Regions from separate parts of the Homo sapiens genome. Here region 1 is linked to region 2. A link is a loop called in an ENCODE intact Hi-C map of the cell type or tissue named here. Cell type or tissue: endothelial cell of umbilical vein. All regions are shown on one strand. Links, peaks and the distances in the headings refer to the core of each region. The heading gives the core; the rest is flanking DNA.

Region 1 (2,915 bases), core at 324-2,823, 63 kb after region 2:
TGGCTCCATTCTCCATGGGGGCAGGATGGCTGCCAGTTAACTCCAACCTCAAATCCCCTCAGGTTTGACGCTTCCAGACTTCTCCATAATCAGGACCAGTTCTAAGCCTGATGCCATGGGCTGGAATTGGGTCACATGCCCCACCCAACCCCCATTCCTCTGAGGTTTGGGAAATGGAATGCACAGATCCGCAAGCCTCTCTTCCCCTTTTGGAGCCAGAAGAAGAGTCAACTCCATCCACTGCACATGGCTGAGGTGGAGGAGAGGAGGCTTCCCCAGATGAAAATAGAGGACAGCTACCATAAGGGGAAGTGGATAACAGGTGACCCCCAAAGGCCATACCTGGAAGGTAATTATGTAAATGTATATTAATATGTAATAATAGTTGGAGGTTCAGAAAGGTGACTTCTGAATCACCCACCTGCCAGCCCAGGTGACCCAAGAGGGAAAGCATCTTTGTTAGACCATCTGGCAGAACGGGAGAGTCCATGGTGTTCCCTGGTATGGTAGGGGTGGGAAGCCAGAGGCTACCAAGGGAGAGTGACTTGCCCAGGGCCACATAGCCACCCACAGGCAGCGATGAAACTAGAACACAAAACTCAGGTGTCTCGTTCCCTATCCAGTGCTCCCAGCTGGCCTTGTGAGGGCAAAAAGGGGGTTCCAGGAGGGGTCCTCCAGCTTGTTCATCACCCCCGGAGGAGCGGCTCCAGCAGGCTCTCCTAGCTGCCATGGTGGATATTTTCAACAAGCCCCTTCCGCTCCCCTGCCCCCAGTGCCCTGGGATCTCCCAGTCTGTCTCAGGTGAAAGGAGGGGCAGGTCAGTCTTACCCTGGGGTCCTGAGTCCCACAGGCCTTCCCAGTCTTGACAGCACCAATCTGTGGCCTTCATCTTACATACAATGCAGTAAGAGCCCTAGGCAAGGGCCTCTACCCTCTCCAGCTCTTTCTGAAGCCACCACCACCAGGTCAGGCTGGGTCTTCCTGGGCTCCAAATCTCCACCCCACCGGATCCTAAGATACCAGCAGTGCTCCCACAGCTGCGTTCAGAGCCAGCACCACTCTGACATTAACCCACCAGCCAGGCTACCTGGGGGACTTCTCTGTGGGAATGCTTAGGTGCAGCAATGATTGAGCTGGGGAGGGAGGCCTGTCTTGAAGTACTGTTTGCATAAAAGCACATTATTTTATGTCGATGGTGTTTATTTGGATAAGGGAGTTATTATGATAGAGATTAAAAGGGGCTTAAGCACCCCCCAGCCCACACCTTGGTGCCACCACTGTTATCAGCAGTTTAAACGAGAGGCACCGCACCTTAACTCAATGACAGCACCAACAGTGGAAATCCAGACCCCTCAGGTCATGGGAAGAACAGACTGGGATGTGGCCAGGACACATGGACAAGGTCTTCCCGGCACGTTAGCACTGTAAACAAGGATGATATTGATGACACAGAAAACTGGCAATGGTAAATTAAGTGAAAGGGGAAAATTATGAGAAAGTATGTATAACATGCATATAATCATATATGTATGTATACACATATAAAGTTATAGTAGTTAAGAGCATAGGATCTGAAGCCAGTCTGCCTGGGTTCAAATCTTTCACCTCTTACTTACCTTGAGCATTTCATTTAAACTCTCTGTGCCCCAATTTGTTTATCTGTAAAATGAGGCTAATCCATCTAAAGTGTCTAACACGGGTCCGGACATACAGTAAGTGCTCAAAAATGTTAGTGGCTAATCTTGTTAGTCTCTTGCACAGGAAACTTGCACCCCCAGCCTTGGTGGTGACCAGGCCTGAGCCTCCCCACCCCTGGCTCAGGAACCCCAGCACCCCGCCACTGCCGGCTGCCCATTGTTCCTGCCTTCCTGTTCTGCCCTGCTCCGGAACACAGCGGGAGCAGCTCCAGCCAGACGGGAAAGCATCCGTGTTCTGGCACCTGCCCCGACTCCACCCTCAGGGTGCTCAGCCAGGCCCCTCCTGCCCCTTGTTGGGAGCACTGAACTACCAGTCTTCAGACTGAATCCTACTTGTGTTTTCTCAATGGAAAAACTAGAAAACGAAGGAACCCACTCGACAGGGCCACCTGAGGGTTGAGTAAGATCATGTGTGCAACAATGGCAATGGCTGTCCTCATACTGTCTCGCTCAAGATCAGCTTCAAATGCTGCTTCCGGCCAGGATGCAGGGGGGACCAGTTCCGCCTCTAGTGTCTGGGGCTTAGATTTCTCAGGTCATGCTGCCTCTCCCTATCTGACACCCAGAATCTCCCCAGAAAGACAAGATAGACACTTCCCTGAGATTAGAAGCTAGCTATTCAATCTAGGTGAACATGCCATTTTGGAGATTAGACAAACTGAGCCCTGGAGGAGTCAAACGACTCCGAGTAACCCAGCCAGCCACTGGCACAGGTGTGGTGAGGAGCCAATGCCAAAAGTGGGTGAAAGAGCTGGGCAATGTTCCCAGGCTGGCAGCCAGGAAACCAGGGCTTGGGGTCCCTGGATCCTCAGGTGCGGTGAAGAGGCAAGGCCAAAAGTGGGTGAAAGAGCTGGGCAACATTCCCAGGCTAGCAGTCGGGAGAGACCAGGGTTTGGGGTCACTGGATCCTGGCTCTGCTACTGAATTGCTATGTGACTGTTCTGTGCCCCTGCTTCCCTTGTCTGGTGGCTACAGGAAGGCAGATGTGGCTCATCACCCTGCCTGTGCCATAGTCTGGCTGCATTACTGAGTCATTTGACCTCTCCAGGGCTCAGTTTGTCTATCTCCAAAATGGCATACTCACCTAGATTAATGAGCTAGCCCCTGATCTCATGGGAGATTCTTTCTCATCTTTCTGCTGCCTTCTCCTCCATTTCTCTGCTCAGAAGGGGAACTGTGTCAGCAGATCAGGGCTGGCTATTGGAGGCTTTTGGAAGA
Region 2 (2,915 bases), core at 120-2,619:
GGCAGCCCAAGGCTTGGATGGATGAACAGGAATCCACAGTCCAGGGATGCGACCCAGAATGATCAAAGTAGAGGTATTCTGTGTTTGCAATGTGCTGTGATTAATGCAGTGATATAACTGACAAGATTTACAGGTCAATTGGGTGTTGTTTACCTGGAGCTGGTGCTTTTTAGCTGCCAGAAAGACATAAGGATTAAAAACACAAACCGTGCTGGGCGCAGTGGCTCACACCTGTAATCCAAGCACTTTGGGAGGCCGAGGCGGGCAGATCATGAGGTCAGGAGATTGAGACCATCCTGGCCAACATGGTGAAACCCCATCCCTACTGAAAATACAAAGAATTAGCCAGGCATGGTGGCAGGTGCCTGTAGTCCCAGCTACTCGGGAGGCTGAGGCAGGAGAATGGTGTCAACCCGGGAGGCAGAGTTTGCGGTGAGCCAAGATTGCACCACTGCACTGCAGCCTGGGTGACAGAGAAAGGCTCCACCTCAAAAAAAACAAAACAAAACAAAACAAAAAACCAAAAAAAAAAAAACCCACAAACCATAAATTGAGTGGTGATATTCTTTACAAATGTAACATTAAGACTGTGTCGTGACCCCGGTCGGCCTTCTCCGCATCTTCGCACTCAAGCTCAGCTGGCTCATGGCCTATACTGGAGGGGCCAGGCCCATGGCTGGCCACCCTGGGTTCCTCCAGTCTCCTGTTCCATGGTCACACACACCTTGAGGGCAACCACACAGTTTGTCCATCTCCTGTAAAAACACAAGCATACCCTCTTCCCCATGTCAGTAAAGCCACCAGACCTTTCCATTGTCCTTCTTCTGGGGATTTCCATAACACTTTTGGATACACTTTCCTCTTTTCCTCTAACACTTGCCAATGTCTTTCTGCTGGAGTCTTACCATCCATACCAGGAATCAAAAAATTTAAAGTAAATAAAGCTAAATGTAATTTTGTTTGAGGTGGTAACTGGTCTCCTAATCCCCCTTTTTGTTTATTCAACATACATTGTAATGTTTGATGTACCCGCTCTATAATGCCTTGTCCTCAAGGGATGTAAGGAATTCCTGTTTTATGGGTTATAGCCCAAAGCTGTAAGAAATTTTGAAAAGCATGACTAGTATAAGCGGGTCCATTGTCAGTTTTTAATTGTTTAGGAATCCCCATATGAGCAAATGATGACAGACAATGTGGCCGTACATGACCAGCTGTCTCACCTGTTTGGCATGTAGCAGGCAGCATATGAGAATAAGTGAAACAAATTAAGCAGTTCGGGGTCTAGAGTACTTTTAATTGTAGCAGTTTCTATGCGACTGGTTACATTCACAACATAGGCTGAATCACAGACAATGTTGATAGGATCTGCAGCTGTGAGCTGTAAAACCTGAATGACTGCAATCAACTCTGAGTGTTGAGCTGAAACCCCAGAGGTCATTATTGTTTGAGTATGTTTAGGTCCATAAATAGCTGCATGACCTTTGGAAGAGCCATCAGTAAAATAAGTCTGGCCACCTGGAATAAGCTTGTGATGAGTAATCACAGGAAGAATGAAAGAATGGACTTTATAAAACTGCAAAATTTTGTCTGAGGGATAATGAAATCAAAGGTTTCTGTAGCTGTAGCTGGGAGGCATGCCATTGCCGAACTCAACTTCTGCCTCTGGTTAATTGCCGCGGGGAATCTAAAGAAGAATCTCCCTGCGGGGTTTAACCTGCCTTTCCAGTTACTGATATCGGGTTAGGGTTTCCTTGTAGGGATTTCCCTAAACCTTTCCCACTCTGATATCCCATGTCCTTCAACATTTTAAATCCTGGGTTATCAAAGTTTTCATATGTAAGTCTCATATCCCATGCTGTAAATCTCGATAAACTGATATGGCTATCAATTTATAGCCATAAATTGATAGCTATATTTTCAACATAAGGCTGAAAAGTACATGATTGTCCATCCAGACCAAGACAAGATAAAAATCTCAGCACTCTGTTGAACACTTTTAGCTGCTCCTACTCCCACTAGGGATGTGGCAGTTATTCTGAGAGGCCATGCTGGGGGCCAGTCCTTACTGGATATTACTGACACATCAGCTCTTGTGTCCATAAGCCCATAAAATTTCTTTCCTTTAATTTGTACTACACAGGTGGGCCTACTAGAGGCTATAGATTGTGATAAATAGATTTCTCGTGTAGTTGTGCTCCCAAACCCTTTATTTCCTTGTTTCTCCTTTAGTGGAGAAGGGTATAATTTGCAGGGAATAAGCAATAATTGTGCTATATATTCTCCCAGTTCAAAAACCCAAAGATCTTGTGACATTAAAACTACTTGAATTTCTCCTTCATAATCAGAGTCAACAACTCCTGGGACTACAGTAATGCTTTGCAAGTTAAGGTGGCTTTTGCCTAAAATTAGTCCCCTGTATCCTGCTGGTAAAGGTCCCCAGATGCCAGTGGGAATTTTGATAGGTTTGTCTCCACCAACTAACATTACCTGTTCTCTGACTGGGAGATCTAATCCTGCACTTCTGGGTGTTCCTGGAATGAGGGAATCAATGTTTCTCCTGGGACCCGCCCCTGAAATGGGGTTGTGGTCTGAACTGGGAATGCCCTCATTGTTTGAGGGACCCAGGTCCAGGCCCCCTTCTCGTTTCCCGACAGTGGGGGATGCCATTCTGATGAAATCTTGAGCGGCACTGATTACCCCAGTGATTTCCTTTGTTACAGCGAGGAGAGTCCTGGCATGTTTTCCACTATGGAGGGAGGGGTACTGCATTATAAGATCCTTTCTGTCCTGAGATCTGGCAGCATTCCTTTTTAAAATGTCCAGTTTTTCCACAATTATAACATTTTCCTACTTTAGGGCTTAATCCTTGGCTCCTTTTAGATTTGTCAACTGCTAGATTAGCCATTGCTTGCGCT

What was found. A loop is a pair of places that touch in the nucleus more often than their neighbours do. Peaks named below come from ENCODE experiments on the same cell type or tissue, not always from the same donor. Only the 100,000 strongest peaks of a DNase experiment are listed, where the experiment ranks them.
Region 1: a loop joins it to region 2, with 5 times the contacts of the local background. A loop is called at or near these places in 86 of 110 quality-filtered maps.

What each region holds. Positions count from the first base shown.
Region 1 is chr20:1,336,103-1,339,017 of GRCh38, reverse strand. The region is part of intron 2 of FKBP1A-SDCBP2 (FKBP1A-SDCBP2 readthrough (NMD candidate)); the gene reads left to right. All of the region lies in intron 1 of SDCBP2-AS1 (SDCBP2 antisense RNA 1), which reads right to left. Among named protein-coding and RNA genes, the nearest start is that of SDCBP2, 8.4 kb to the right of the region's middle. In endothelial cell of umbilical vein, for the core only: no CTCF peak of the experiment used is centred there; DNase peaks (open chromatin) are centred at 1,877 and 2,707; H3K27ac peaks cover 2,500 bases.
Region 2 is chr20:1,398,621-1,401,535 of GRCh38, reverse strand. No RefSeq gene overlaps it. Among named protein-coding and RNA genes, the nearest start is that of FKBP1A-SDCBP2, 6.9 kb to the right of the region's middle. In endothelial cell of umbilical vein, for the core only: no CTCF peak of the experiment used is centred there; a DNase peak (open chromatin) is centred at 1,365; H3K27ac peaks cover 2,010 bases.